3 separate regions of the Mus musculus genome follow, and all the other regions are linked to region 2. The links are chromatin loops, found by intact Hi-C in ENCODE. Cell type or tissue: left cerebral cortex. All regions are shown on one strand. Each heading gives the region's core, and the rest is flanking DNA. Links, peaks and the distances in the headings are about the cores only. Region 1 overlaps Fbxw8 (F-box and WD-40 domain protein 8). Region 2 holds the start of Hrk (harakiri, BCL2 interacting protein (contains only BH3 domain)). Region 3 holds the start of Rnft2 (ring finger protein, transmembrane 2).

Region 1 (10,192 bases), core at 1,706-6,705, 58 kb before region 2:
CCTGGCTGGGAAGGCTGGGAAGGCCTGCTAGTGCTGGAGGAGAAATGGTCTGCACACCTAAGCGGACAGTGCTGAGGTTTTGAAGGACTTCAGCTTACCTGACAGCGAAGTGGCTGCCCGACAACGTGCCCTGAGACCCTAAGCACAAGCTGTGAGCACTGACAGCAGACAGCTCAGCAGTGCCCTGAGCAGACCTGTCTCATGGTGCTAGAAACCACGGGTACTCAGGTCAACTTCCTACTGATCCACAGTGGACTCAGTACTGACGAGGACTTAACTGAGACACGACCACAAAGGAAACACAAGGACCACAAGTGGCAGGTGTGCATAAGAAACTATCAAACCCTTCCCACACTATGTTCCATTCCCTATCAAATCCACAATAACCCTACCCAAGAACACAGGGATGGTTCACACCTGCTGGAGAGCAGAAGACAGCATGGGATCTGTACTCTCCCACCTGGAGACCCTTCCTATAGCAACCGACTACCCTGCATACACATGACAGGACATTTGTGCAAAGCTGCTCGCTACAACACTGCTACTGAGAGCAAATGCAGACACACTGCTTTTGGGTGAGCCACAGGCTGGCACAGAAGGATCATCACAAAGGTGTGAGCTTTCAGGGTCACTCCGCCACAAAGCCAGAGTGAGCATTGTAGAGGCGGCTAGTGGCTGGAGCACTGGCTGCTCTTCCACAGGACCCTGATTTGGTTCTCAGTATCTAAATGGTGGCTCACAACTGTCTGGACCTCCAGTTCCAGGGACTCAACGTCCTCCTCTTGCTTCGGGAGGGCACTGCATGCAGATGGCACACTGGTACATGCAGGCAAAACACCTGCACACATAGAACAACAAAAAACTGAAAGCCTAACAGATGACAGGGACATTTCTGAGGACACTTCAGCAGCATGCCTGACATGACACCGAGCATGTCCGCCTTAAGCCCAGTGACGATGGCTCAGTACAAATATAGGAGCAGTGAAGATATGATGAAGAACTTCCTTTATGATAAATACTGAAATACAGATCTTCAAAACATAGTTCAAATAGTCACTTAAAGACCTAACTTATTCAGAAGTGGTGGACACTTCAGTGCGCAGCGTGGCACCATACAACACTGAGGAGAGTAACACAGGTCACCCAGGTGTGTCATTGGGTTAAGAACAAGACACACAGAGTGTACAACACTGGCCTAGAAGCAGAAAGCACCTAGAAGTTGAAGGGGACTTTCAGCAGGTTTTGTTTTTTTACCATGTATGTATATATACATACATGTGACACACATACACATCTTTGTTGTTTAAATTTTAACTGATTTTTTTTTTTTTTTGAGACAGATCCTCACTATATAGCCCCAGTTGGCCTGAAACTCACTAAGTAGACCAGGCTGGCCTGACACTTGGAGTGCCACCCGCCTCTGCCTTCCAAGTGCTGCTAGTAAATGCTCACTACTTCTGAATAAATTAGGGTTTGTTTTTTGTTTATTTGTTTGTTTGTTTTTTCGAGACAGGGTTTCTCTGTGTGGCCCTGGCTGTCTTGGAACTCACTCTGTAGACCAGGCTGGCCTCAAACTCAGAAATCCACCTGCCTCTGCCTCCCAAGTGCTGGGATTAAGGCATGAGCCACCATCGCCCGGCTTATAAATTAAGAGTTTTAACGTGAAACATTTAAACTATGTTTTGAAAACCTCTATCGAGTATTTACCATGAAGGAAGTTCTTCATCGTATCTACATTGCCCCTGTACTGCTATGAAGACGGCCTATCCATCCGAGCGAGCAAGCGCAGCATGGAGGAGCACTCCTTAGCATGCACATCCGTGCGCAGTCTCTGTGCACACCTAACTTGTAGCACACTATATTTTCCCTCAAGCCCTATCTGCAAGCTGGTCAGATGTGGTGAGCTGGGGCGGAAACCTCTGGTTTCTCTGGCAAGTCAGATGTGTCAGATGGTGTTTTGCAAGGGCAGACCAGTGAAGGAGTGTTCCACTGAAGCAGACACAGGTGAAAGGATGTTCTGCTAAAGCAAGCACATGAAAGGACTCTGATGAAGGACTCTGTTAATGACATACGTGTATTGGTTGGCCTTACATTTAGTTGCTGAGCTCTGCTTGTGGTGACGCTAGAGAGAAACTCACCAAAGAACTTCTCATACGTTTCTTATAGCTTCTTCCCCCTTCCTCGGACCAACTGGCAGAGTGATGTCAGCTGATGCAGGCTCACATGGAATTTTGCTAAGACAGACAGACTTACGTGGTGTTTTGCTGAGGCAAGACCCATGGGAGGACACGTGATGTTTGGAGGGAGTAAAAATAAGACCGAACAGAGCGACTGCTTGCTTGCATAGCTAGCTTTGCAACACTTCATTGGTCTGGAGTCTTCGGCTTCACTGATCTTCACTTCGTTGAGAGGCACTGTGTAGAACTTCTCCTGGCTTCCCTGCTGGTCCTGGTCCCTCCTGCTGGCTGTGTCCGCTGACTCATGTTTCTATCATGAGCCTATTGAACTGGACTGCTGGCATACTTGTGAAGGGTTTGCAGGTCGACAGAGCTGCCGCTGCTGACCTGTGAACTGAACTGCTGACTTCCTGACAATGCAGACTGGAGTTGCTCCAAAGAACAATTTCTAAACAGGTCCACTTCTCCCATATCCTAATTACCTTTCTTTTCCACTAACCTCTGGTGGGTAGTGGGCTAGAAGGGAAGTTAAATAATCTAAGAACCCTCATTAAAAGTAAATGTTAGAAAATTTAAAACTACAGTGAACCCAGTGCTCGATTTATAAGAGTCTCCATGTTTGTTGTCAGGGACTCGGCTCCAACAACAGTGGGGCTAGGAGACAACACTAGCTATGGCTTCAACACCTTCATCCTCCAGCCCTCAGTTTCCCATTGGTGGAAGTGTCTGTGCCAATCAAGTATTCAGGACAGGAAGTGCTGCTAGAGCATTCCAAAGCTACAAGGCCAGCTGGAGACTAAGCAGCAAACATGAGGCCATGCTGCATATCTGAGAGCAACAAGCAAAATGGAAAAGCCTAACCACCGTAGACGTATTGTGCTGCTGCTGCTGCTGCTGCTGCTGCTGCTGCTGCTGCACTGAGGATGCTGAGGTTGAACCAGGACCTCATGTATGGCAGGCAAGTACCGTGCTGAGCCACACCTCCAATCTCAACTTAGCTAATGACCATCTGTGGTGTCTACTGTCATTAAACCACAAGAACAGAGTGTAAATAAAGTTCTGCTCAATTTTTTTTTTTTTTTAGTTTTTTTTTTTTTTTTTTTTAAGATTTATTTATTTATTATATGTAAGTACACTGTAGCTGTCTTCAGACACTCCAGAAGAGGGCGTCAGATCTTGTTACAGATGGTTGTGAGCCACCATGTGGTTGCTGGGATTTGAACTCTGGACCTTCAGAAGAGCAGTCGGGTGCTCTTACCCACTGAGCCATCTCACCAGCCCTGCTCAATTTTTAAAATCTCTACGTCTACTCTTTTAGCTCTGAATTCTCGTTAAATATTAGGTGGTTACAAAGCTCCTTAAAAGCTCCTGTAGCTCTGCCCTCTGTGCCAAATGACATGATGCTGCCTGGCAATCTGCAATGGACATCAGGACCGGGAGCAGGGGACAGGTAGGAGGCCATGTGAGGTGAGATGAACTCTATCCCTAGCAATGCACCTGTCCCATCATCCCTCTAACAGTTTGCAAAACCATGGTTGCTCCCATGCACTCAGGATCTGTCCGGGCCATCAGGAGCTGTACACGGTGTGAGTGAGTGGCAGGTGAAGGCGGGTGCTGACTTCCCGCTTCTGCCTACATATGTCAGATCACCTCTCCATCCTTGCCACTATTCTTTTTAGACTCAGCCGAGGACACAGGAACAGTAGGCTGAGTACATTTACTATTTTAAACTAAACACAGCATTTGCTTAAGATGGTCTGGCCAGTCTCATCATGCCTGGCACTCATGCCCGGCTCAGTGGTTCCAGGATGAATTAAACACCAGTTTTAATGGGTATCATGTTCCAATGCCTACTAATGCACAGGGTTATTGGCTAGATTCTTCACTTAAAAGCAGGACAGAGTGCATAACCGTGTGTGTAAGGAGGCAGGGGTGTGTGCGAATGTACATACATCCTGTGTAAGGAGGTAGGTGAGTGATTATGTGAGTGTGTGCATGCTCAGAGGAGGAGGGAGCAGCTGCAGCTTCGGCACTGGGTGAGGCTTTCTCTGAGACGGGGGGGGGGGGGGGGGGGGGGGGGGGGGACGGGGGGACGGTGGTACTCACCATCCTCGTAAGCCGCCACTGCCAGCGAGCTGTTGATCCTCACAAAGGAGACATATGGCTGCATTCCAGGATCCTCCTCCTCAGACTCAGACTCCAGGAAGGGGGCCACGTAGTCCCAGGTGCGGGTGTCCCACACCCGCACATCCCCTGACGTGTATCTGGAAGAGAATAATGCTCTTGGTTCCAAGAGAAATCTGGAGGCTATACATGGCAGCATGTGGGCTGGCGGGGGCGCTGTTCCTATGGTGGTTTGAATGGAGCATGTGGGCTGGCGGGAGGCCCTGTTCCTACAGTGGTTTGAGTGAGGAAGTTGTCGGCTGGACTGCAGAAGGCTGTGGACACAGCCCACGCTGTTACAACACAATGGTGACCACCCTGCACTCGAGAGGCAGAAGCAGGCAGATCACTGTGAGTTCAAATCCAGCCTGGTGTACACAGTTGCAGGATAGCCAGAGCTCCATAGTGAGACTGTCTCAAAGGAAAAGAGAAAGGAAGGGAGGGAAGGAGAAAGAGCAGTGTGATGTGCCCTCTCCAGCCTCATAACCAAGCCATCCCCTTCACCCTTCCCACTCCAGGAGTCACAGACAGAACCATAGACCCGTGCTGGCATCCCAGCAGGCATGCATGCGGAGACACAGATGCAGCTGGGACACAGAGCGCCAACAAGCTCTTCACACCTCCTCCAGGAGCACAGCTAACTCATTAGGGCCCCTAAGGACATCGAATCTGCTCAAATGACTCCGTGGCAGAGCCAGGTACTGCCACCTTCCTGTGAGAAAGAAGTGCCTGCACTGCCCACTAAAAAAGCAAGGGCCCTAGTTCTGGCCTGCAGCTCTGACCACTTCCTGGATAGCCCACTGTCTTAAGGCCTTAAGGATGATAGGGTAGCCAAATGAAGGTGCACCCTGCCTGTCGCTGAGAGTCCACATTCCTCCTGCTGAATCCCTCAGGTAAGGAGGGTGAGGGTGGAGGAGAAGGAGCTGTATGTAGGGGCCTCTTGAGCACAGAGAGGCAGGGATTCCAAGGGACAGTGCTCCTAAGGCCCTAACCACACTCCCTCAGAATCTCACTGCAGAGATAAAACATCTAGTCACCTCCGAAACCTAGGACATGATCATGTCTGACATGGCTACAGAAGGCCAGCCTCAGGTGAGACCCCATGTCTATGTATTGCTGTGCACATGCATACTGGATACCTGTGTGGCAGCCAGAGGACAAGCTGGTGGAGTCGATTCTCTTTCCACTGTTGTGCAGGTTCCAAGATGGACTAAGGACACCAAGCTTTTTTAGACAAGTGCTTCTTACTCCCTCAGCCCCATCAGCCACCCAAGGCGAGATTTGGGTTTTTTGGTTGGTTGGTTGGTCCGCTGGTTTGATTTGTTTTTTGTTTGTTTGTTTGTTTTCTCGGAGACAGGGTTTCTCTGTATAGCCCTGGCTGTCCTGGAATTCACTCTGTAGACCAGGCTGGCCTCAAACTCAGAAATCCGCCTGCCTCTGACTCCTGAGTGCTGGGATTAAAGACGTGCGCCACCACACCCGGCTTGATTTGGTTTTCAAGACAGGCTTTCTCTGTGTAGTCTTGACTTTCCTGGAACTCCATCTGTAGACCAGACTGGCCTTGAACTCAGAGATCTACCTGCTTGTAGTGGGATTAAATGTGTGTGCCTCCATTGTCTGGAAAGATTTCCTAATGAGACAACCATGAGTGCTCTGACTCAGGGTCATTTTCTTTATAACACTGCAGCATGCCCTCCCACCCAGGAATCTACAGTAACCTGTAAACATGTAGGTTATATAGCCTCCAGGTCATCCTGTGGGTGAGCTCACTCTGCAGGACAGAGTATAGACAACTCTGTCAAAAGGGCTACACAGTAGAGAGGCCTCCCCACACTGGATTGCCACTATCATGATCACTAACCCTCCTAGCTCTCCTTAACTGTGACAATGCATGAATAACTAAAGCTGCACACTGACGTGGCCCACACAGATCACAGCCACAGGGTCCAGGCTCCTCAGGAAGCGATCTGGATAACCACACTGATGAGGAACCCCAGAAGGAGCTGCTCCCCACAGCTGCAACAAAGCATCAGCTCGGCCCCCTCAACCTGACTCAGTTTGTTCACTGGAGCAGGCTAGGCCGCTTGTTTCCGCTACAGAGATGATAGGAAGGCTGGTATAGGAGTCCAGACTATGAGTCTATTCTCCAGGCTCAGGCTATTCTCCACATGAAGAGGGGAGGACACACGGCTCAGGAAAGCAAGATGAAGAGAAACCATGAGCTGTTCTTGCTGCAGACAGCCCTGCTTGGACTCTTTCAGCACATCCACGGTCTTCATGCTGTGTTTCATGATGCCCCACTGGGAATACAGTAGGAGGGGCAGGGTGTGAAAGGCAGGCTCTGGGGGACCAGGGCTACAGCTCACTGCCTTCTCCAGAGAGTTCTGAGGTAAACCAGCAACAAGCACCACAAGGAAAACATGTTTCACCTTTGAGCTGCACAGGAGAGTGCTGTGCAAGACAACTGCTGCTATGTTCTCATCTGAAGAATAAGTAGGGGAGGAGGGTGGGGACCCCACAGGGCAGGGACTCCACAGAGAAGGGGAGAAGGGAAGGGGAGGAGGGCAGGGGCTCCACAGGGCAGGGCAGGGACTCACAGGGCACAGCTAAGTCATAGCACTCACACTGCCCCTGCACACCAAAACACGCACGCTTCTCCTGAGCGCTGGCTCGCAGGCTCCTGAGCTCCTCACAGACGCCTGCCTTGTCAGCGCTGTCACCAGTCCCATCATAGGACAAACCAGGTCCCTCCAACACTGACTCACAATCCTAGTCACTCCAAGAAGCATCCAAGGCTCTCTGCCCATCCTGCCTGCTGACTTAGGGCTCCGTGCTACCGCCACTGGCCATTCGTGCAGGCCCATCCTCACTGGGCCTGAACCTCTGTACCTCATGCACAGCTAGTGCTATAAAGAAGTGGTGTCTGGAAAGAGCAGGTCACTGGCAGCACCCTCCACTCCCTCCCAACCAGCAGCCCCCACTAGTAATGGGGAGTGAAGTACCCAGAACACAGATGATCTCCTCAGACTTTAGCATCTCCTTCCAAACAGTCTGAACTGTAGCTCTGGGAGACATCAGGCAAAGGCAGTTATTTGCATAAACATGGAATTTTGCAGACAGCCACTTGAATTAACTCTGTTCTTCAGAGCTAAAGAAGCAGAGAATTAGGCGGTTCACCCTGATAGGGGCAGATTTCGAATCTGAGCAGGAGCTGCAAGACCCATAATGCAGGTTCTGACAGCCAAGGGAGAGAACCTGGTGCTGCTGAGCCCTGCTGCAGACAGGCACTGTCACCAGTGGACAACACTGCTCAGCAGAGGGCCCTGCACAAACTCCTGAGCGTGGTCTGGCTATGCTCACTCACAATGGCCAGGAAGAGCTAAGGAAGATGCAGAGACAGAGGTGGAAAAGGCTCCAGATGTCTCCATCGCTGCCCAAGGACAAGTACGCTCAACCGATTCAGACACTCCTGTGACAGCGGCACGGCCATAAGCACTCACACTGGAAGCCTCTGGACCTCGGCACTGATGGCTGTAATTACAGTGTGCACACGACAACTACAGTACATTAGCTGCTGTAGGATCACAGGACAACGTAGGAGGCCTCTTCCCAGCGAGACAGGATGGAACCAGCTGCACATGGGCCAGGGACATGAAGAACCAAGTGCTTTCCCAGTCATGCTATGCCTGGCAAGATGGAGGTCAGAGGTGGCTGCTGACTCTTTATTAAAAAGAGTACTGGCTCCCATGCCAAGCTCCTTGGTACCAGGGCAATTGCCAGTTTAAATGATTACAACTCTAGAGCTTTCTCTAATGTGTGCTTCTGTGAGAAGATTTATTCAAAGCAAGAGGCCACAAGAAAAGGGGGGCAGAGGGACCAGTCCCACCTGACATAGCCTTTCAGTCCCCTCCCATGCGACATCCAGCAGCAAAGGGTGCATCTGTTCCCCAGGGCCAGCTCTTTGTCACTCAAAACCAATGTGTTCAAAGCTCTTCCAAGCCACCTGGACAAATGGAGGAGGGTTTGTGAAGAACACTGAGGCCCAGAGCTAAGTGGGCTCCAACTGTGCCCAGGCCTCCCTCAGTCTGCAGCCAACAAGTTACTCCACACCCTGAAACTACGACTTTCAACAGACACTGCTCACAAGAGCCAGCCCCATTTAAGTGAAACACAAGGAATTCATGGTTTGCACAGTGTGTTCAGCTGGGCAGGACCCCCCCACACACACACATATCTCCATCAGTCCCACCACCCTGTTTCATGGGCAGTCAGATACCAGCAACCAAAGCCCCAGAAGAGGGCACCAAAGCACGGGGCTGGGCTGACTCAAGACAGCCTTCCACACTTAATTTCATATCCTGGGTAAGTATACACAAAGATCAATGGAATTGGGCTGGAGAGATGGCTCAGCGGTTAAGAGCACTGGCTGCTCTTCCAGAGGTCCTGAGTTCAATTCCCAGCAACCACATGGTGGCTCACAACCATCTGTAATGGGATCCAATGCCCTCCTCTGGCATGCAGGTGCACATGCAGACAGAGCACTCATACATAATTTTTTTTTTTTTCAAGACAGGGTTTGTCCTGGAACTCACTCTGTAGACCAGGCTGGCCTCTAACTCAGAAATCCGCCTACCTCTGCCTCCCGAGTACTGGGATTAAAGGCGTGCGCCACCACGCCTGACCATAAATCTTTAAAAAAAAAAAAAAATCGGTGGAATTTCTTCCTCCATGGGACCCTGTTTCTGCTGCTCCCAAATGAAGTTCCAACTCTACTGTGATCAGGCCTCAGCAGCACACAGTTCATGGTTCTGAGCACTTGGATCCCTGTGCCAAGGACTTGGCTGTTGTGCTCACTCCAACTAGGAAGACAAATACTACAATGGATTACTAATAACCAGTAGAGTGCAGAGGGACACTCCCCCACCCCCAACAGAAGACTCCTAAGTACTGACAATCCTTGGGAGGAACCTGGCCTGGTGCTGGGCCTGTCTGGGGTGCTCTCCATGGTGTCCCGGCCCCTGCCTCCCATCCTACCGCCCAGCATCTCCCATGCAGTTCCACAGCCACCAGCAGCTGCAGCTTTTGTGAATCTAGGAAGCACTCCTGTGCAAGATGTGCTCTGAGCAGTCTGCCCATGCTGACCGTGAGCCGAACAGGGATCTGCTGCTTCCACCTGGAAGGGAAAAGCGGCTGAAAGCTGCTGAGGTACAGTTCCCACACAGAGGACGCTTACACCCGCGGCACAGAGGTTTTCAGAATTCTACCCTTGCTCTGTGCTTCTGCTGTGATCAATAAAATCCAGGGTATTTACTGTTTTCTATAGAACATGACTGCTGTATTGCACAATTAACAAAATGAACTCGCCCCACAGTGCAGCCACTCTGTGGAAATGCACTAGAGCAAACATCGAGGGGAGCGTAAGACGTAGCAATTGAAAAATAATGAACATCTTAATGGCCCTTGTGTGGTACATGCACTGCACACTTACAACTGCTTTCCATACATCTTGGTTAATGACAATCAATAGAGTCAGAGTCGATGATGATTATGCAGAGTTATTGGAGCTGTGGCCCTTCCCATAATTCCCTGGAGAAGCAGAGATGGATAAATGCAGCCATGAGTTCATCAGTATTTATTAAGGACATTCTGGAGCGCCTTCATTAAAGATGTAATAAATGCAAAGCTCTCCTCCAGTCGCGTACCAGCAGGTTACCTCAGACTTATTTACTAGAAAAGCACGCATGCCTCACGGCAGAAAATAAATAAATTTCAAAGTATTTTTAAAAAGTGATCCCTAGTGGGTCGTGACGGAGCCCCTTATGGGAGGGAAGCAGTCCAGAGCCATAAGCAGC
Region 2 (10,192 bases), core at 1,915-6,914:
AAAGTCCAAGCTGCTGGGAGCCAACCCAGTGCCACCTTGTGAGCCCAGCATTTCGAGGGGCAGGCTTCCAAACAGGGTAATAATCGTCCCATTAAAATTAATGTCCATGAAGTGAGCCGTTAAAAGCGTGGAGATTAAAAGGGAGGGGGGATTGTTCAATTTAAATCCAAAGGGCTTTTTAAATAGACACTGTATCTTCAATCTTGGACCACTACACTCGGGCAATGGTTCAGCTGCCCCTCTGTTAAGGATGGCTGGGATTAGGGAGGGGGAGTCCCGGGAGATGGGGAAGGAGTTCTGGCCAGAATCAGAGGGGACGGAGGTTTATTTGAGCCCGATGCGTGCCAGGCGCTTGGCACAGGGTTCTTTCATTTAATCTGGGCCCCGGTCCTGGGAGGGAGGTATTATCAGTCTCAGAATACAGAGTCCAGTGTCAAGCCATAGCTAGAGTTTTGTGCCTGCTACTGGGTGCCCTGGTTCAGAGCCAGCCTTTGCTTTGTACTAACCCCTATCTTGGGCAAGAGGCCTCATGGACTTGGGCCTTGGCTTCCTCATGTTGAAAAACAGGACACCGAAAGAGTCTCTGTAGGAGCACAGGCCAGGACCTTGGCAGGCAGCTGGCATGGAAGGTACTCTGTAGTGTGGGTAGTAAGGGCACAGTGACTGCCCACTGGGTGGGGGCGAGGGTCACCAAAAGCACACAGCTGGGCTATGCTGAGCTCTGACAGTCACCTCACCAAGCTTCCAAGGGAGCCCGTAGCCCATTGATGTGGCTGAAAGTCAGTCAAGCTGCAGAGTCCTCCTGTCATTTGGTGGTCAGGAGGATGAGGCAGGAGAGCTTCTGGTTACACCGTAGCAGAGTTTTTGAAACAAAAGGAAAGTCACAATAACATCACAGAACTCCAAAAAGGTGAGTTCATAGTTTCTTATCTTTTGGGTTTTAGTTATTTATTTTGGTTTTTTGAGACAGGGTTTTTCTGTGTAGCCCTGGCTGTCCTGGAACTCACTCTGTAGACCAGGCTGGCCTCGAACTCAGAAATCTGCCTGCCTCTGCCTCCCAAGTGTTGGGATTAAAGGCGTGTACAACCACTGCTCGACTTGTTTTCTGTTTGAATACGTCTGTCTATCTCCTATCTATCTATCTATCTATCTATCTATCTATCTATCTATCTATCTATCTATCTATCTATCTTATGTGCATACACATAGGGTAGTACATATGGAGGTCAGAGGACAATCTGTGGGTATCAGATTTCTGTCTTTGGAACACACGGATTCACAGGACTGAAATTAAGTCATCAGGTTCGGTTGCAAGCACCTTTACCCACAGAGGCATCCCTGACTCTTTGGGGTTTTTAAATAAAGGATTCTCTCTGTAACTGTGGCTGGCCTGAAACCACTATATGGACCAGGTTGTATATGGACCACTTCCCTGCTCCTTCAGGCCCCAATCCCAAAGCTGTCCAAAATCCAGTGGCTTGGACATGGTGGGCGGGTCTCTCTAGCACCCTAAGGAGTCCCAGGAGCCTCCTCACTGGTCGGCACCCTCCCCAGAGGACTTCCCAGGCTGGAGCTGGAGCAAAACTGGATTGGTCTTCCTTTGGGTTAGGTAACCTCACTGGGCACCAAGGCAAAGCCTTACAGGGTCGCCAGCAAACTCTGACCCCGTTTGAAAAGATAAAGCCTACAAAGTAAGCAGGCTGCAAGAACTTCTCTCTAGAACCACGTTCTTGGGTGGGGGGTGGGGGGTGGGGAGATGTCTTGAGTGCAAAGGCGACTCGCCCAAGTTGGAGTCCAACCCATCCCGGGTCCCCCGCCTTCATTTCAGGGTTCAGGCTCCCACCCCGGGGTGCGCTTAAGTCAGGTCACCAGAAGGGGGTGCGAACGCGTGTCAGGAATGTGTGCACCCACCCGGAGGCTGACAGGTGCGGAGGCTGTCCCGAAACAGGGCAAGTCGGCTTGAACCCTGCCTCCCACCACCCAGGCCACACAACAGCCCGGGGATCTTTTCGCATTACGGCCGAATTCTCCCGGAGCTCAATTCACAGTGCGCACCGAGCTGGCTTTCCAGGCTATCTCCGAGCTGGAGCCTCCCGCAGCCCGGGAAGCGAAACAGCGGACCCCGGGCCAGCATTCCCGAAGCCCCGCATCCCTGCCTGTCCCCGCCCTGCCGGCGTCTCGAGGGTTAAAAGTTACCTCTCGGCTTTTTCTCCTGCACACACTCCCCACCCCCCGGGCCGGATGATGTAACCCCCTCCCCGCGCCCTCCCCGCCCCCTCCACCATGTGACACTTTAATTAATAATAGCGCCGTCAGCACAACAAACGCGCGGTGAAGGGCGAAACTTGGGGTCCAGGGAGGCTCCTCCGCACGCCATGTGCCCGTGTCCCCGGCATCGCGGCCGCGGGCCCCCGGCCGTGTGCGGTTGCGGCGACGCTCGCCCCGGGCTGCGCTGGGCGGCGGCGCAGGTGACCGCGCTGCGGCTGCAGGCGCTGGGCGACGAGCTGCACCGACGCGCCATGCGGCGTCGCGCGCGGCCCCGGGACCCGCTGCCCGCGCTGCTGCCCGCGCTCCGCGCCCGCTGGCCCTGGCTGTGCGCGGCCGCGCAGGTGGCGGCGCTGGCGGCCTGGCTGCTCGGCAGGCGGAGCGCGTAGGCGGCGCGCGCGGGGCCTTCTTGGTGGGGGGGACCGGAGCCGAGACCCAGCCCGGACCGAGCAACAGGTACGCGGGCAAGCGGGCGGGAGAGCGACAGCGACAGCGGGAGCCAGGGCTCCTCGGCGAGGAACAGCGGACCCGGTCTCCTACTCTTCGCTTGCCCTCTGTCCCTCTTTATCCAGACCCCGAGTATCTGCTCCGCCTCATCCCCCCTACTCTCTCTCTCTCTCTCTCTCTCTCTCTCTCTCTCTCTCCCTCTCCCTCCCTCTCTTCCCTCATTCTCTCTCCTCCTCCCTCTGTTCCTCTCTCCTTTCTCTCTTCTCTTCCTCCCTTCTCCTTCCCCCTCTCTCTTCTCTCCCTCTCTCTCTTCCTCCCTCCTTCCTCTCTCTCCCTCTCTCCTTCCCTCCTTCATCTCTCTCCTCTCTTCTTTCCCTCCACTCTCCATCTCCACTCTCTCCCCCTCTCTCCTTCCTCTCCCTTTCCTTTCCCTCTCTCTCTCCTCTTTTTCCTTCCCTCCTCCCCTTCTCCTTCCTCTCCCTTTCCTTTCCCTCTCTCTCTCCTCTTTTTCCTTACCTCCTCCCCCTCTCCTCCCGCTCCCCTGTCTCTGTTCTGTCTTCACTCTCCCCCCCCTCCCCACTCCTCTCTCTTCTCCCTCACTCTCATCTCTCTTCAGTGTTTTCACTCTCTTCTTTCTCCAATCCCCTGGCTCACGTTATTCTTCCCCTTGTGTAGCTCTCCTCTGCCTTTCCACTTTCTCCTGTTTTCCCTTTCTCCAGTCTGCTTTCTCTCTCCTCTCCCACTACCCCGTGTCCCCCCTTCCTTCTCCACCTCTCTCTCTCTCCCCCCCTTCTCTCTCTCCTCACTGTCCCCTCTCTCCTTTCTCCCTCTTCTCTCTCCTCCTCCTTCCTCTGCAGCATAGTGGTTTTAGAAGGACGTAAGCCACCACAATCGCTGCCAGCCCCAGTAAACACACGCAGTAGAACTGCACCAGTCCGAGCTAAGAGTCTCCCCTAATTATGCACCACAGGTTCTCGAGTCCCCGGCCCTTTTCAAACCGCCTGGTATTCCAACTTGACCAGGTCTCCATATCTCCACTGCCAACTCCCGTCTCCTCAAGGGTCTGCAGTTTGTGGTGATCCCCATTCTCTATGACCCCCCAACTCCTCCCACCCCCGCTCCCGTGGAAGTTTCTCAGGGGTAGGTCGTGGTCCTCTCTCCAAGGCAGGCGCACATCAAGGTCCCATCTCCTGGGTAACTTTGTTGCTCCTTTTACCACGAGGTGTCGCGGTTTACAGCTTGGCCTCCTATCACCTTCCCCAGCGACGGCGAGAGGTGTGGGCGCCTGCTGTGTGCTCCGGACCGTCCCTGGGTGCTGGGTGCCTAATGTTTGATATCGGGAGGCTATAGGTGGGTCCTTGGTAGGGTGACCTGTGAGCACCCGCTGTGTGCCAGGTACCGGGCTAGGCGGTTTGGGGGAGCAAGAAGTGTCGGTCGGGGTCGCCTTTCTAGATTTCTAGTGCAGAGGCTTCATAAAACGGGGTGGGGTGGGTGGGAACTAGGCTGACTTCCGAGAATGGGTCGGAATGTGAAGATCACAGGTAAGGTAGCCAGAGACCCTGAGATGCTCTGGGCTGATCCCAGCCCTGCCCGACGGGCGCGCAGACACCTTAGGAAGCTGGCGCGGCGCCGCAGGGAGAGGCGGCAGCCGGAGCGTGGGGGGTGGCAGCGCCCGAGGAGCTGCGGGGGTGAGCGGGGTGTGAGCCGGGAGCGCGGGCGACAGATGTCGCGTGGGCCCGCGCAGCCCGGGCGCTGGCGAAGAGAACTGTCGCTTCGGGGCGCCCTGCGGCCCGGCTCCCTGGCTCTGAAGGTCCCTTGCGCGCCTCCTCTCTGTTCTCCCTTTCAAAAGTACCGCTGCTGCGGAATCCCGGGGGGTGGGGCTAATATTTTGAAGGGTGCCACAGCTTTGACTCCCAAAATGTAGACTTTGGGAGGAGAAAGAGGGAGGAAGAGAAGGGAAATTCATACTGGTTATGAATTGGAGAGTGGGGGCGTGGGGGAGAAATGGAGGGTGCAGAAGTGAATGGGGAGGGAAGGAAATCTCTAATAGAAGCGAGGGGTGGGCAGGGATGTTAACTCGGGAGTCTAGGAGCACAGGCGGGATGGCAGAAGTGCTGTTAGTGTCGTTCCACTCAAGACTCCGGGCGAGGGCGAGAGCCTGTATCGGTGTGCATGCATGTCGGGAGTTGGGGTGCTCAGGGAACCCGAAAAAGAGGCTGCGGTCCACGCAGGCCCGGCGCTCCACTCTGAGCTCTGACAAGAAGTTGGGAAACTGGAGCCCCGTGGTACGGTATGGATGTGGTGTGCAAGGGAAACAAGAGATAACTTTCGCTTTAGAATTAACTTTCTATTCTAGCTCCGTTTCCGTCCCAGAGATAGCTCCGTGCTGCGTCCTGACTCCCGCCCCCAACTCCTTCCTGGCTTCTGCTTACAACGTCTCCCCTCCTAGCTGCCACACCCACCAGGGTTCTCACTTCTCTGTGCTCCTGACCCCTGGAAGTGCCGGCGCTTTCCTCTAGATGGTCCCTTGCACCCCTGAAGCCCTTGTCGGGGGTACTCCCTTCATCTGGTAACAAGATGACCACACCCTCATTTTCCAGTCTGCCCTAGTTGGCTAGAGCCAGGAAAGCCGGCCGAGAGGGTAATCGGTTGAGTTCTGTGTACTAGATGTGGGATGCTCTCCCCAGCATTGCGGGGGTGGGGGGTGGGGGAGGGGGGTGGGGGGTGGGGATGGGGATGAGAATGCTCTGGTCTACCTTGGTCTCTGGGAGGGTGTTGGGTTGGGGGATATCTTTTAAGAGCTTAGCTTTAACCAGGGTCAGTGGGCCCAGCAAATTTGTTCTTTGCCCCAGCTGTGAGCCAGTAACATTTGGTCCACAAAGTTACTAATAAAAGAGACAAAAAAGAAATAAAGCCCCAAAGGCTCAGTTCTTCCATACTCAACACGGGGACAATAATATTAGCAATGAGCTTACAGCACAGGTGACTTTAGGAGGGTTGAAGGAACAATTCTTACTGCTTCTGAGGTGGCTGTAAGGGCTGGGGCTCCTGTGTGGCTCCGTGATGGATTATGGCACCAAATTAAATAATAATAATAATAATAATAACAATAACAACAATAATAAATAAAGCAGTTGCAGATGTGAGCTACCATGACCATTACTGACCATTTAACAGCTGGAATCTTTTTCCACCCTTGGCCATAGTCTACCATGGTCATTGCGATGAAGTGCACTATTCTTTTGAAAACCTATTTATTTTATTTATTAACTTATTCATTGTGTGTGGGTACGCAAATGCCAAGAGGTCTGGGGACAGCTTGGAGGAGTGGATTGTCTCCTCAGAGGTCCTGAGAGATCAAACTTAAGGGGTGGCGATGTCTGTGCCTTCTGAGCCATCCTCCCACCCCAAGCCCTCTGGGGAAGTCAGTTTAAAACCCAGTAGAGTGCTAAGCCAGACAGGGCAGTGGGCAAAGTGCTTGCTGGGCAGACGTGAGGACCCTTGCATCTGTGACCAAGCCCTGTGGAGAGACGCGAGGCTGTAACCCCTGCTCTAGAGGGAGGGGTGGAGTGAGGGCAGGGACAGGTGGTCCTGGCACTCCCTGGTCAGCCGACTGAGTTAAAATGACCGGGGATGGGGAGGAGACAGGGGCAGGGAGGGACTCTAGAGAAAAAAACCAAACAAACCCAAAAACGGTGTTTACCCTCCACCTCTGACCTCTGTATGCACACACTCGGATTGGTTTGTCTGAATTTGCATACATATGAGGTAGGTTTAGGGACCAGAAGGGCTAGGGATGCAGCTCAGTGCTAAAGGGTTTGCTCAGCATGCAGGATACCCTGGGTTCCAGTCCTAGCACGGGGGTTGGGTACCTGTCCTTTGTGGGCAGGTAAGAGCCATTGCTGCACTCCACCTGGCTGTGAAGGAGAGCGGTCCCTTTTCCAGGGTGTGTTGGGGGGGGGGGGGGAGGGCCGCTAAGGACAGGGCTGTGTCTAGCTTTTAATTCACTCCACTTGAAATAGTTAGGGTCATTCTTATCACTTCAAAAAAAGAATGGGAAACTGAGGCCGAGAGCATCGACCTGAGTCTTTGCAAAGAACGAACTGGACTGAACAGTCAAGCTTTGACGGGATAGCCACCCCTTGCCCTGGCTTGGGGGGGGGGCTGCATGGAAGGAGGGGGACATCTGGTAAAGTAATGGGGTGGGGGGTGGGAGGGTCCACCGTACATTCTGCACCTCGAAGGCTGGGGTGGCGGGGGGAGGGGGAGGGAGAGGGGGGAGGTAACCTTAGTCACTGTCCAAAGATACCGGAGAGAAACAAAAGAGGCTGTGTTGGGGGGTGGGGAGGGAGAGAGCTGGGAGCTGCCTGCCTCGAGAGGGGGAGGGGAAGGAGAGAGGATGGGGAACCAGGGAAGGGCAGTCGACTCTTGCCTTGGGACTAGAAGAGGAGAAAGGAGCCCCAGTCTAGGTGACAAATAATAGGGAAGCCTTAAAGAATTAATGGCAGGTTCGTCGGCCAGCTAGACAGGGGACTTCGGGGATTAAGTGGTTAAATCTGGAGGTGCGTCCGGCGGGCTGCCCTCTAGCCAGGACTGCGGGTTAGGCTCACCAAAGCCCCGGTTCCAGCTTAGCTGGGGAGGGAGACAGTCGCCACAGGAGGACAGCTGTTAAGGGTGAACTTCGGGAAGGGGAAGGGGCTGGGGCCAGGATGTGCCGGAAGCCCAGCTTTCTGGCCACGTGATCCTTGTCTTTGAGCCATTCTCACCCCTAGTGAGAGGCCACGAGAGCACAAGTGCCCCGAGTTAGCCTTGAGTAAGGAAGAGCTTCACCGGGTACTTGAGTATGACCCAGATGCGGCCCAGGTGGATTCAGCCATTCCATCTCTAAGGTTTGGTTGTACCATAGAGGCAGGAAGGGACCCAGCTTCGGTTTCCCACTAAAGTTTGTGTGAACCAGTGCTGCTCAGCCCCTGGTGACTCGCTGGTCCCTGCTGCGCGGCTATGCACTGGGGAGAGATGGCTGCATTCTAAGAGACACAGATAAATGTGTGTTTTATTAGACAAATAGCATCTGGGGGGGGGGGCACGTCCTACGAGAGGGCAGCTCCTACAGGCAGTGTGCTTAAAAAAAATATTGATTTTAATGTGTATGAATGTTTGCCCTGCCTGTATGTCTGGGCACCCCATACATCAGTACCTGCAGAGACCAGGAGAGGGCAGCAGAGCCCTCTGGGACTGGAGCTGCTGTGTGGGTGCTGGGAACTGAAGCCAGGTCCCCTCCCAGAGCAGCCTGTGCCTTTAGTTCCAGGACAGTCAGGGCTACACAGAGAAACCCTGTCTCTAGGATTACAGTGCACATCACCACAGCTGTTTTATGGGTGCTAGGGGTGGAATCCAGGACTTTGTACACATTAGGCAAGCATTATGACAGCTGAGCTATACCACCAGCCCCTTAAAATTCATTTGTTCCTCTGTATGCGCAGGGGCCTGTTTCAGGATCCCTGGGATATCAATAGGCAGATAAGCTTAAGGCACTTACACAAAACAGGATGACGTTCGCACACCACCAGTGGATCTTTCCCTCTGGTGTGCTTTAAGTTGAGAGGATATATAGAGTCTTCCTGCTCAAACAGTTACTCGTGGTGGTTTAGGGAAACAAACACTCTTGTGCATGTTGGGTGCTGGTGCCCATTTTTCCCTGGGTATTTTCTTTCTTTCTTTTTCTTTTCTTTCTTTTTCTGTTTTGGTTTTTTGAGACAGGGTTTCTTTGTGTAGCCCTGGCTGTCCTGGAACTCACTCTGTCGACCAGGCAGAAATTCGCCTGCCTCTGCCTCCCGAGTGCTGGGATCAAAGGCATGCACCACCACTGCCCGGCTCCCCTGGGTATTTTCAATCCACTGGTACGAGAGCCTAACGTCAACAGCTCATACTTCCTCACATTTACAATATTTTTCTATTCTTTAAAGTTTTTTTTTTTTTTTTCAAAAAAAAACCAAAGCAAACAAAAAAAAAATTGCGAGAAGTCATGGTGACAGACACACTCCTTTAATCCCAGCACCCAGGAGGCAGAGGCTGGCAGATCTCTGTGAGTTTGAGGCTAGCCTGGTCTTTTACAAAGTGAGTTCCAGAACAGCCAGGGCTACATAGTAAGACCCTGTCTCAAGAAATCAAAATTTAAAAATTATTATATTTCTTTATTTGTGTTTATGTATGTATTGTGTCTGTGTATATGTATATTTGCATGTAGATGAGTGTGTATGATTGTGCGTGTGTGTCTTTATGTATGTATGCATGTATGTATATGAGTGTGTATGTATACATCTGTGTGTGTATCCACATCCCAGGTGTGGAGGTCAGAGACCAACCTGCTGGAGTCAGGTCTCTCCTTTCATCATGTGCCTCCTGGGGAGTCAAACTCAGGTTTTCAAGCTTAGTGGCAAGCACCTTCACCCACTGAGCCATTTCACTGTCCCATCCTTATGATATGTCTTGACGCTCCAGGGTTGTTTCAAGGGGGAACATCTGGGTGACATGAATCCTGGAGTCCCTCTAACTTCAAGTTCCCACCTGGCATTTACCATTTACTTTAAGCACATCCATTTACCTTCCAGGCCTTGGTGCTCTTCTGTGAACTGGGATCCCAGGGACACTAGCACACGTGGGTCCTGGTATTGAGGGCCTGGCCCCATATCACCAAACTGTGAGAACCCGCTCTGTGTGTCTGGTGTCAAGGAGACAGGCAGGTCTAATATGCATGGCCTGGCATGGATGAACCTGGTTGACAGTTTGGGGTTATGTGTGGATTTTCTCTGGGGTGGAAATCAGCCTGTGTGCCCACATTCATGGTGTGGGAAGGGACTCCAGGACTTTTCTGAGCCTGGTCTAAAGCACGCTGCCCTCCCTGCCCCCCCCCCCCCCCCATCTGTGCCTTAGCAGTCTGCCAAAGTCAGCAGGTCTAGGCTGAGATTGTGGTTGTATGGTTAGTGCCTTGGGTCATGGGGATCAAGTGACTATGTGCATTTGTCCCTCCCTTAGGTGTGTAGAACAGAGAATGTCCACAGGGATTTAGCAATTCCCGGAAACGACACAGTAAACCTGGCGCTGGTATCATACTTATGGGTTCCGGTCTACTTGGGAAAAGGGCCATTGTCCTGATTTGTTCCCAAAAGATCTGTGAGCCACCCAAATACTAGTATTTTAAAAACATCCAGACCTGATATTAGGAGAATAGATACCATTCCACCCATCTCCTGTACCTTGCAGATGGGGAAACTGAGGCCCAGAGGAAACTCTTGGTGGTAAAATGTGATAGGTTTAAAAGCCAGCTAGCTGTTCCCAAGTATGGGTTATGTACAGTGACCTCCAAGTGGAATGAGGCCTCGGTCCTGCTTGATTTAGGATTTCCCTGAGATACTTACAAAGCAGGCACTCTCCTACAGCAGCTTATATTTCCAGTTTTTCTTGAAATTATGGAAAGTCC
Region 3 (9,795 bases), core at 4,796-9,795, 73 kb after region 2:
CAGTGCGGGTGCTGGAGTTCCGGGCTGCTCGTCGACCCCTTCCTCTGAGTGTCCACGGTGGTCCCCACCCACGTGCTGCAGCAGGGAGCCCCCGCGGTGGGCACCATGGTGGAAGTGGTGGTGGGCCTGGCGGTGGTGGTAGGTGCTTCCTTCGGCGCTGCGGCCACCGGCCTCATCCCTGGTGGCTGGCATGGGGATGAAGACATCCCCGCCACCCGCCGTGGAGCCCAGCACCAGGCCTGCTGGGAAGGGGCTGGCAGGCAGGCCACCTGCCAGGCCTGAGAAGAGCGCAGGAGGGGAGGCCGTCTCTGCCTTCAGACTCTCAAATACACCACCCTCATCCACGCTGGCCTCGGGGCTGAGCGCCTGGCTGCGACTTCTGCTGCGAGAAGATGACAGACAAAGCTCACATCAGGCCAGGCCCCAAACTCACACTGCAGATCGGTCTCTGTGCTGGGAGGGAGCAGACTTAACCCCACTATGGTGTCTAGAGGGAAGGGGGGTCTGCACACTTAGAGGACATCAAGCTTATCCCCAGGATTGAATCCTGAATGCTTTTTGGGAAGAGGGAATGAACCAGGAAAAACCCACAATCAGATGCACGGCGAACATCCGGAACTGAGATAACTCTAACATCCAAACCTCAGAACGTGACCCTATTTAGGGGAGGGTCTTAAATAGTGGACCCCAGTCCCGAATGGCAGATGTCTCTGTGGGACAGACACACAGCAGATGGAGAAGAGAGACTCCAGGAAGTGGATCCCGCCCCTTGCTGCCGCTGCTATCATGAGAAATTGAGTCTCTGTGTGGGAAGCCACCAGTGGCACCAGCTCCAATAGGCTTGTGATCCCAGAACCTGGGAGGCTGAGAGGCGCCCAACTTCAAGACCACCCTGTCTTGGGAAACTGGGAAGAAGGCTGGGTATTGTTGCTCGAGGTCCTGTATGCTTCTAAATGACTCATGAAATCCACCTACCAGCCTACATCAGCTATACATAATATCCCCATTTCACAGATAAACCAACTGAGGCACACACAGACACAAGCACTTGGTCAATTGCTGGTGAGGAATAAGAACGGAGGGTTTGGTCCCAGGTGGACCAACTCTACAGCCTACATTTGTGTATTTTTGAGTCAGGGTCTCATTTATTCCCTAAGCTGGCCTCAAACTGAACTCTCAGTTCCCCTGCCTCCACCATCCAAATGCTGGGATTATAGGTGTGTGCCACCACATCAGGTTTAGACAGTGCCGGGGATTGAACCCAGGGCTTTCTGAGTGCAAGGTGAACGTTCTCTGCACTGAGCCATAACTCAGCACTGGGCTCTCACTCTCAGTCACTCCCCATAAAAGCTGCTTTTGGCCTTGACCTTGTGCTACCCAGTCTCTACTTATTATATGGATATGATTAGTTGTTTAATTACTAGTTGATCATTAATTCATGTAATAATTAAATATAGGTAGAGTTGGCATTTCACTAGGCCCCCAGTCTATATTTCTAGAAGACTCTGCTAAGCTCTAGAGAAAGATACCAAGTGCACTCCCATTTTACAGATGAAAACTGAGGTTCCAGATGAGCACCCCAAGCCCCAGTTTATCAGTGGACTTCTTACCTCTCAAGGGAACTGAGAGTTCAGTTTGAGCCTTGGGCACTAGGCTGTCCCCTAGCCCTCCCCCACCCTGTCTAGGTTCCCTGCATTCATTTCTCCATCAGATGTCAGATGACACATCTCCTCTTTGATGGGAAGATAGGGCTACCTCTAAAGCCTGCACCTGCCTGCAGGGGACTGGTCTCGGTGGTCAATTTATTGCCCGCCTTTCCCTAAAGACTCATGGCCCTCAATCCTAGTTGTGTGCTGTGGTTACTGTGCGGAGCCCAGCAAAACCGCCGGTGGTCCAGACCCATCAAAGCCCAAATGTATCAAAATCTGGGGGGGGGGGGGGGGCTCTACCTTGACAAATCTCCTGGAGATCTGAGTGACAGGGACAACCTTGATTGATCACTCCCTTTGTACCTCTCCAGAAAGCACAATGTATCCATCTCGCTCAGGGCCTGCTCAACCAATGCTGTTTGGAGGAATGAGGGATTAGTCTGGCCAGTAATTAACACAGTATATCTTAGGGACCAACTGCATGGATTAGTGGATAGAAGTACTTGCTGCAAAGCCTGAGTTCAAATCCTGGGACCTACATGTTGAAAGGAGAGAACCATTTCTGGCAGGACGCCCAGCACACACAGATAAGTGGGATTGTTTAAAGCATTTGATTGAGGCTGGTATTTACAAAACTCACCTGATCATGGAATCGTTTTTTTTTTTTTTTTACTGTGGAAAGCCTATTGCTGCTGTACAGGACACTGAGGGGACACTGAGGGCAAAGGAACAGGTTGGTCTGGAGAAACCTCGGGGTTGTTTCCTTCACAAACTGGGCTTCATGGTAATGTCATCCCAACCCTGGCGCGGCCTCATTACTCTCCCCTCTGGGCCCCCTCCCTGGTGGCCTCCAAAGCCTGGGAATTGTGTGGTCCTTCTCCCTGGGGCTCCGGATAAAAATACTGATGATATTAGCGGCGGCAACAACAACAGACACCATGGCTATGTGTCTCGGAGGGACCGAGCTCGCTCCACATCTCAAGAGCTTGGCTCACGAAGCCCACATCCTGCCCGGTGTTCAGGCCTGCATGGATGACCCCACCGCCCCAGGGGACTCTGGAAAGCCTCCCACAACCCCTGAGCTCACTTGAGTTTCCAAGGCTCCAGGGAACTTCGGGACAAATAGGGAAAGCTCAAACCACCAAGAGATTTTTTTTTAGTTGGTCTCCCTCCCCCTCAGCCTCTCCTGTATCCAGCCAGGACTGTAGCCTAAATGGGAAAGACCATTCCTTAGGGAGCTGGAGGCTATGCACTTCCAACTTAACCACTTAAGAGCAGCCGAGCTCACAGCCCAGGGGAGTGTACCCACTTGGGTCTGAGAAGGCAAACTATGCATCTGAAAGAGCCCATGAGATGCATTCATGAGTATTGAGTATCGGTGTCTGCAGACAACTGGCAAACTGAGTTTGATACCTGGCGAAAAAAGAGAACTCCCACAAGCTGGCCTACATACGTGCCATGACACAGGCACCCCATTCACTGTAAGAACACACCCAAGGCAGCTGGCTTTATAGAGAAAAGGTTTAAATAGATCACAGTTGTTAGCATTTTGTCTACACTCCGCCCCACAGTTACCTGGCAACAGCCATGTGTGCCTGACTCTCAATAAAAGGGGCTGCTTGCCCCCTCCTCTCTCTCTTGCCTTCTTGCTCTCGCTCTGTCCTCTTGCTCCTTACTCCTTCTCTCCCCATTTCCCTCCCCCTCTCTCTTTGCACCACGTGCTCATGGCTGGCCTCTCTCTCTCTCTGCCTTTCTGTCTCTTCTTCCTTAACTCCCCTCCCCATGCCCTGAATAAACTCTATTCTATACTGTCATGTAGTTGTGTGGCTGGTCCTTCAGGGGGAAGGGATGCCTCAGCTTGGGCCCGCAGAGGCACCCCTTCCCCCCACACCTGACCACACATGCACCAAACATATCCCTTCTCTCTTTATCTTTTTATAAGAGACAACAACAGTCTTTGAGGCTGAGAGAGCCAATGGCAAGGCCGGCTCAGTGGTCATATTTGATTATCACCTAGTGCTGTGGCTGGCAGTGGCGGCTGTCATGTAAAAACTGGATAGTTTTAGCAGTCGTCTGTGATACCAATAGCTGGAGGCAAATACATGTATAATGTAAATGAATAAATGTAATTAAAATTACAAATAATTAAACATTACAAATAATGTAATTTTACATTATAAATAATGTAATTAAAAACTATAAATAAATAATGTAATTTAAAGATTAAAGTACAAAGTTTGATAAGGAACAAATGGACCAGAGATCAAATTTCAGCCCTGCCACTTCCTGGCTGTGTGACTTTGCTAACGGACCTGCCCTCTCGAACATCTTATCTTCAGGGGGCTCTTAGGGAGGTGTGGCGTAGCCCCTCAGTGCACGGTGGGCAGTGTTCTATCTGCCATTGTCTCTGTCCCCAGAGATATCCGTCTGGGTTCAGTTGAGAGCAAAGCTGCCCTCAGCTCAGAAGATGCCACCGGGCTTGCCAACCGAAGGACAGGTGCTGCGTGCGTGTCCTTGGGCTCTCGAATACACTGTTCCACCAGGGACTCTAACTTCACCAGTATCACCTCTCTACGGCTGGAGAGTCTGAGACCTGGAGGTTGCTGCTTCCCATGAAAGGCACCACAGCTGGCGCATCTGTTCCCTATCCGTGTTCACGATAGATGCCTGAGATTGGATACTGGTGTACAACACAACACTGTCCTCTGGGACTGATGTGGCTTCCGGAAATCAGAACAGCTGCACACACTCCTCACAAGACTGGGACACAGAGAAAGAGCGAGCAGGTGGGAGGTCATCAGACCCCGTCCCCTCCCCTGCCTCATGCACCTCCACAGCTGCGTGTACGTTGCCCCAGGAAGACCTAGACAGTTTTCTCCAGGGAGGATGCCAGGGTGAGTCTCAGCCCTGCTGGGCTGGGCTTTTTGGGGATGCCGCTGCCTTTGAAACACTCATTTTCCTGAAAGTGACCCCAGTGATCACATTGGTTCACACAGCAGGCAGACAGCCATCCAGGAACCAGCTCTCACCAGGCACCAATCTGCCAGCTCCCTGACTTTGAACTTCACAGCCTCCTTACTGGTCAGGGATGCTCCAGTAGGCAGGCCAGACCCTGTGGGGATTGCTGCAGCAGCTCATGGAGGGAGGCCAGGTGTCTCTATATGTGAAAAACTGGCAGGAAGAGTCTGAGTCATATAGATCTGTCTCACAAGGTTTGACAACTGTCCTAAGACAACAGCACTTTATCCACTGAGGCTACCTGGACCTCTCCATCGTGTTTGAGAAGTAAATCACACTCACCCATGCATGCAGCCGCCACTGCCAACCACGCCACTAGGTGATGAGGTCAAATATGGCCACTGAGCTGGCCTTGCCTTTGGCTCTCTCAGCCTCCAAGACTGTGATCTACACAGACCTTTTCTCTTTATAAAGCCGGCGGCCTTGGGTGCGTTCTTATAGGAAGGGGGAAGCTGCCAAATACACTGCAAAGCAATTCTCCATTGGGTCTGTTTTATACCCCCAATAACTAATATTGAAAAAGCTAGGGTCCCCAGATGGGAGGAAATTGGGGAGGGGGGCAGAGACTCTTACCTTTCAGGTGGAATGTTGTCCGTGTTGCTACTGTGGCGTCTCTGCATTTTCCTTAGCACCTGAAAGCGACACACACGTGTGAGCTACATCTCTGGACACGCTCCTTCCTTGCCTGTTGCCATGGTGACTGTAAATAAGTACCCCATCTCACAGTGAGAATAGAGAGAGTCACAGGTGGAGGTGGCTCCTACCCAAAAGGGAGAAAACAACAAATGGGAGCAGACAGGTGTTTGTTGGGTGTGGTGAGCAGCAGACACTGCCCCCTTTAACTTGCTATGTGGCCTCAGACAAGCCAGGAACCTCTCTGTTTCCTGGGGAGAGAATGGAGCAGTGGGACCCAGGGTTCCATCACTTCATAGGTGAAGGTACAAATCCCTAAGGAGACACGTCACCTGGTGCGCAGCAAGGAGCCACATGGACCTCAGAACTCCATGCTGACGAAATGTGCCGTGGACACTCAGGGTTCCTGATGGGATGTGGCCACTGGGTCCCAGAGAGAGCAGGCCTCCTCCTCCTCCTCTTCCTCCTCTTCAGAGGGAAGCACAGGACAGGAGACTCATTGGAGACAGCAGACCTTGGGTGGTACAAAGCACTTGTGTGAACAGGCCTTGGGATGACTTGTTACAGAATTAGCTGTCGGATGTGACTGGGTACTGTAATAGCCCAGTAGTTCTGGTAGCCTTGGAGCTATCCTCCCTGAGGTGCTGATGGTGGGTTATGGCCTTACTAGGTTTGTCCTATCAGCAAACTATGCATCCTGAGGGTTGGAGAGAGAGCTCTGTGGATAAAGTACTTGCCACACATGCACGAGGACCTGACTTTGATCCCCAGCACCTCTGTAAGTAGCCAGGCATGGTATTGCACTGTGTAATCCCAGCACTGGGAAGGCAGAACCAGGATTCCCAGTACTCCCTGGCCAAGTCCTTCCAGCTGAGGAGCCCTAGGTCCCAGTGAGAGATTCTATCTCAAAAATAAGGTGCCGAGTTCTGGCAGAATGACACCTGGGGGTGACCTCTGACCTCCACGGACATTTGCAATGGCCCCCCCACCCTGAGCATCCATACATACCTACATATGTACATATGCATGTGCACACTTATACACATACACGCACACGCACGCACAGATGTGCACAAGCACACACTGGGGGGGGGGCCATAAAAATGATTTTAGAATTTCTACTGGCTTCTAAGTGAAACCAGAATAAAAATCAGAGTCGTTGGAGGCCTCCAGGCTGTGCTGGACGTTATCATTACCCGTTTACAACCTTGATTCTGTGACTTATCTCTGGCCATAAGAACTCCAGGTACCTCTGGACACTTTAAAGTTAAGAGTTCCTGCCTCCGGGCCTTTGTACCTGCTGTTCCTTCCCTGGCATGGTTTTCCAGCTGAGGGTTACAGGCTACCTCCCCACAGCACTTACCAGTCATTGACATGTGGGTTTGTTTACTATGACCCTTGAGAGGTCCTGTGTCTGGGCTGCCCGTCCACCTTGGAGTTGCAGAGATGGAAGGCCAACGTCTCTGTAGAGATTAGATCACCTTGATTTTCCCCAGCGACAGATCCGCACACACCTCGTCCTACCTCCCGCACCAATAGAAAGCCAAGAAAGAAGGGCAAGGCTTGGAGAGAGACTCCATATGGCTACTGCTCCTGCAGAAGATCTAAGTCCAGTTCCCAGCACCCACAAGGGTGGCTCACAACTACCTGTACCTCCAGCTGTAAGTGATCTGACTCCCTCTACTGACCTCGGAGGGCACCTGCACTCCCATGGGCAAACCCACTCTAACATATAATTAAAAAATAAATACATACATAAATAAAATCTTTAAAGAAATAAAGAATATGCTTCCATGAACAGGCTCAGTTTCCCGGCATATTTTCCCTACAGAGAAAGATCCATCTCTTAGCCCAGGCCAACACAAATGGGTGCGGAATTAATTAATTCTGCACAGCCTTCTCGGCTGCAGCTAGCTAGGAAGCCACAGGCTAAGGTGCCTGCCTTTTCTGCAAGATTAAATTAGCTAGGAAAAGACTCCTTGGTATCATCGTCATATTCAGGCAAGCCCTCTATCACCTAGCTACACTCTCAACCAGGCCGTTTTATAAAGAAAGAAACTGTCATCCATCAGGTAACATGTCTCAAGAATTTGCAATCTGGCTTGATACTCCGGGTGGCCCCACTACTCCTTATCCTCGGGGAAACTAAAACACGGTATCCCCAAGTTTCCACCTACAAGCTTTGAGAAAACGTCATAAATTAAATGCCCACGATTCTGTGGCAAACGGGCGGTACAAGTAGGCTCGTATTGACTCCTGGAGCCCACAGGATGCTACAGAATGAATGAATGGACCATCTCCGTCCCACACACCCTGGTCCTCCCTAGGAGGCTGCACGGTCCCCTACAGGACGCTTGGGCGCGAGCGGCGTCCCCAGACCGGACGGCGAAGCGCCTTTGCCGCCAGGCTCGCGGGGTCACAGGGTAGCAGCGGCCGAGCATAGCCTTCATTTACCTGCCAGACACTGCAGCAATCACGGCCTCTGCTAATCCAGCCTAGCCAATCCCTGGCGTGGCCAGGGCGCCACGTGACTTCCGGCCGGCAGTGCCACCGAGAACGCGATCGGCGCTAGGACCCTCGCACAGGGAGGCCTGCCTCTAGTCCGAGAAGGTCCGCCCCTGCCGTCACATTCAGCCAATGGAGAGCCGAGGCTCCGGCAGAACCAATGGCGAGGAGGCATGGAGGGGCCTGGCGTTGGCGTCACTAGGTGGGGCGGGGCGTGCGGCGGATCACGTGGCCGGCGCGTTGGCTGCGGGAAGGTAAAGCAGTGCTGGAAGCGGATTGCAGGGGTCATGCCGTGGGGTCGTCTCTGCGCCTGCGCCCTACCGGGATGCTGAACCTGGCGGCGCTGCTGTGGCGCCGGCTCCTGCGCAAGCGCTGGGTGCTCGCCCTGGTTTTCGGCCTCTCGCTAGTTTACTTCCTCAGCAGCACCTTCAAGCAGGTAAGCGACTTCTCTCAGGACCTCCGTCCTTCCGATCCTGCTTCCTCCCTCAAATACTATGTCCTTCTCCCCATCGTTCTTCTAATCCTCCTCCTGAGCACTCCTCCCTCTGATCTAAAATCCTCCTTCAGCCCTTCTCCCTCCGTTGCGTTGTCCTCTGCCCTTCTCCTTTCCCCTCCCTAGCTCCCTCCGTCCTCCACTCCTCCTCCTCCCTCGAATTCTCTGCCTCCCCATCCTCTGTTCTCCTCTGCCCTCCAACTTCTTACCTCTCACCCTCTGTTCTTTTCCAACCCCTCCTCCTCGATCCTCACAGTTCCTCCCTCCCTTGATCCTCTGTCCTCTGATGCTCCTCTCTCCTGTCCTCCACCTTGTAGTCCTCCTGATATGCAGCCATTCAGTCCTCCCTCTGAGCCTCTGAGCCTCTTCCTTTCAGTCCCTGGATCATCCATTGGTCCTCCCTTCAGCTCTCTAGTCCTCAACCCTCTAGTCCTCCTCCCTCCGATTGTGTGATCCTCCTCCTGTCCTCCTGTGAATCGAAGGCCGCTAAGGGAGGCGTCCCACTGCAGGTCTTTGTACCGCCCCTCTTCCGTGCGGGATCTGGCTGGTAGGCCAGGCAGAATGGGGTCCTCAGACCTGTGCACCCTCCTCTGTCGCGTTCCCTGCTCCGCACAGCCCCAGGCTTCTTGATGGGCAGGAGGTAGAGATGGCTAGACCAGGAAGTGGCCAAGGGCTCTCTGTGCCTGTTCACCTGGGTGACCCAACAGGCTCCCTTTTGGGGCACAACTTGGTTGGGTAGATTTTTATTTTTTATTTTTTTATTTTTAATTTCTCAACCTCCCTTTCCCGTTTTTGTCCTGGTAGAGAGTTCCTAGAGACCTGGCATCCCACTGTAGTAGGAACCAGTTCCCAGCATTTGCCTAGAAACCACACTTGACTGAGTTGCATTTTGTAGGTCACCTGCCCCTCCGCCTTTCCTGCTCCTGTGCACCCTTTGATCCTGTTTTGCTGTTCTTACGAATATAGTTCTCTGGTTTTCTGTATCACAGTCCGTCTTTTGAATGGTTGCGCTTTTGCACAGTCACTCCTGGGGGGGGGGGGGGGCGTGTCTTACTCTCTTGCCCAGATTTGACCTTGTAATCCTGTCTGGCTTTTCCACATTCTGATAATTGTCTCCATTGGCTTTTCCACATTCTGATAATTGTCTCCATTGCACCCACCTGGAACAGAACTCTTGCCTTTCTTCTGCCAGATTTATACCTCTCCAGTCCTCAGCATCTCACTAAGTGACGTATGTCATCACTGTTGACACAGTTAGGCTGTTCATTTCTTCCTGTCACTTCAGGCCCCAAAACTCTGGCTCTACAGTGCCCTATTAGGAGGTGTGACCTTGTTGGAGTAGGTGTGTCACTGTGGATGTGGGCTTAAGACCCTCACCCTAGCTGCCTGGGAGTCAGTCTTCCACTAGCAGCCTTCAGATGGAGATGTAGAACTCTCAGCTCTGCCTGCATCATGCCTGTCTGGATGCTGCCATGTTCCTGCCTTGATGATAACGGA

What was found. Peaks named below come from ENCODE experiments on the same cell type or tissue, not always from the same donor. Only the 100,000 strongest peaks of a DNase experiment are listed, where the experiment ranks them.
Region 1: it touches region 2 in a loop (7-fold over the local background); 7 of 42 quality-filtered maps call a loop at or near these places.
Region 3: it touches region 2 in a loop (4-fold over the local background); 11 of 42 quality-filtered maps call a loop at or near these places.

Annotation. Positions count from the first base shown.
Region 1 is chr5:118,109,329-118,119,520 of GRCm38, forward strand. It overlaps Fbxw8 (F-box and WD-40 domain protein 8), which reads right to left. Exons shown (of 11, transcript NM_172721.2): 5 at 4,284-4,441. Among named protein-coding and RNA genes, the nearest start is that of Gm26411, 34 kb to the right of the region's middle. In left cerebral cortex, for the core only: a CTCF peak has its summit at 4,482; DNase peaks (open chromatin) are centred at 3,969, 4,458, 4,896 and 6,459; H3K27ac peaks cover 1,450 bases.
Region 2 is chr5:118,167,408-118,177,599 of GRCm38, forward strand. It overlaps Hrk (harakiri, BCL2 interacting protein (contains only BH3 domain)), which reads left to right and starts at 2,357. Exons shown (of 2, transcript NM_007545.2): 1 at 2,357-2,721. The coding sequence starts at 2,376. The coding sequence ends at 2,654. In left cerebral cortex, for the core only: a CTCF peak has its summit at 3,919; DNase peaks (open chromatin) are centred at 1,954, 2,060, 2,658, 4,006 and 2 more places; H3K4me3 peaks cover 3,261 bases; H3K27ac peaks cover 1,068 bases.
Region 3 is chr5:118,237,218-118,247,012 of GRCm38, forward strand. It overlaps Rnft2 (ring finger protein, transmembrane 2), which reads right to left and starts at 7,808. Exons shown (of 11, transcript NM_001109902.1): 1 at 7,755-7,808; 2 at 5,633-5,814; 3 at 5,241-5,299; 4 at 1-379. The coding sequence starts at 5,656. It overlaps Spring1 (SREBF pathway regulator in golgi 1), which reads left to right and starts at 8,010. Exons shown (of 5, transcript NM_001081236.1): 1 at 8,010-8,241. The coding sequence starts at 8,131. In left cerebral cortex, for the core only: CTCF peaks have their summits at 6,983 (motif pointing left), 7,673, 7,909 and 8,147; DNase peaks (open chromatin) are centred at 7,951 and 8,688; H3K4me3 peaks cover 2,421 bases; H3K27ac peaks cover 1,431 bases.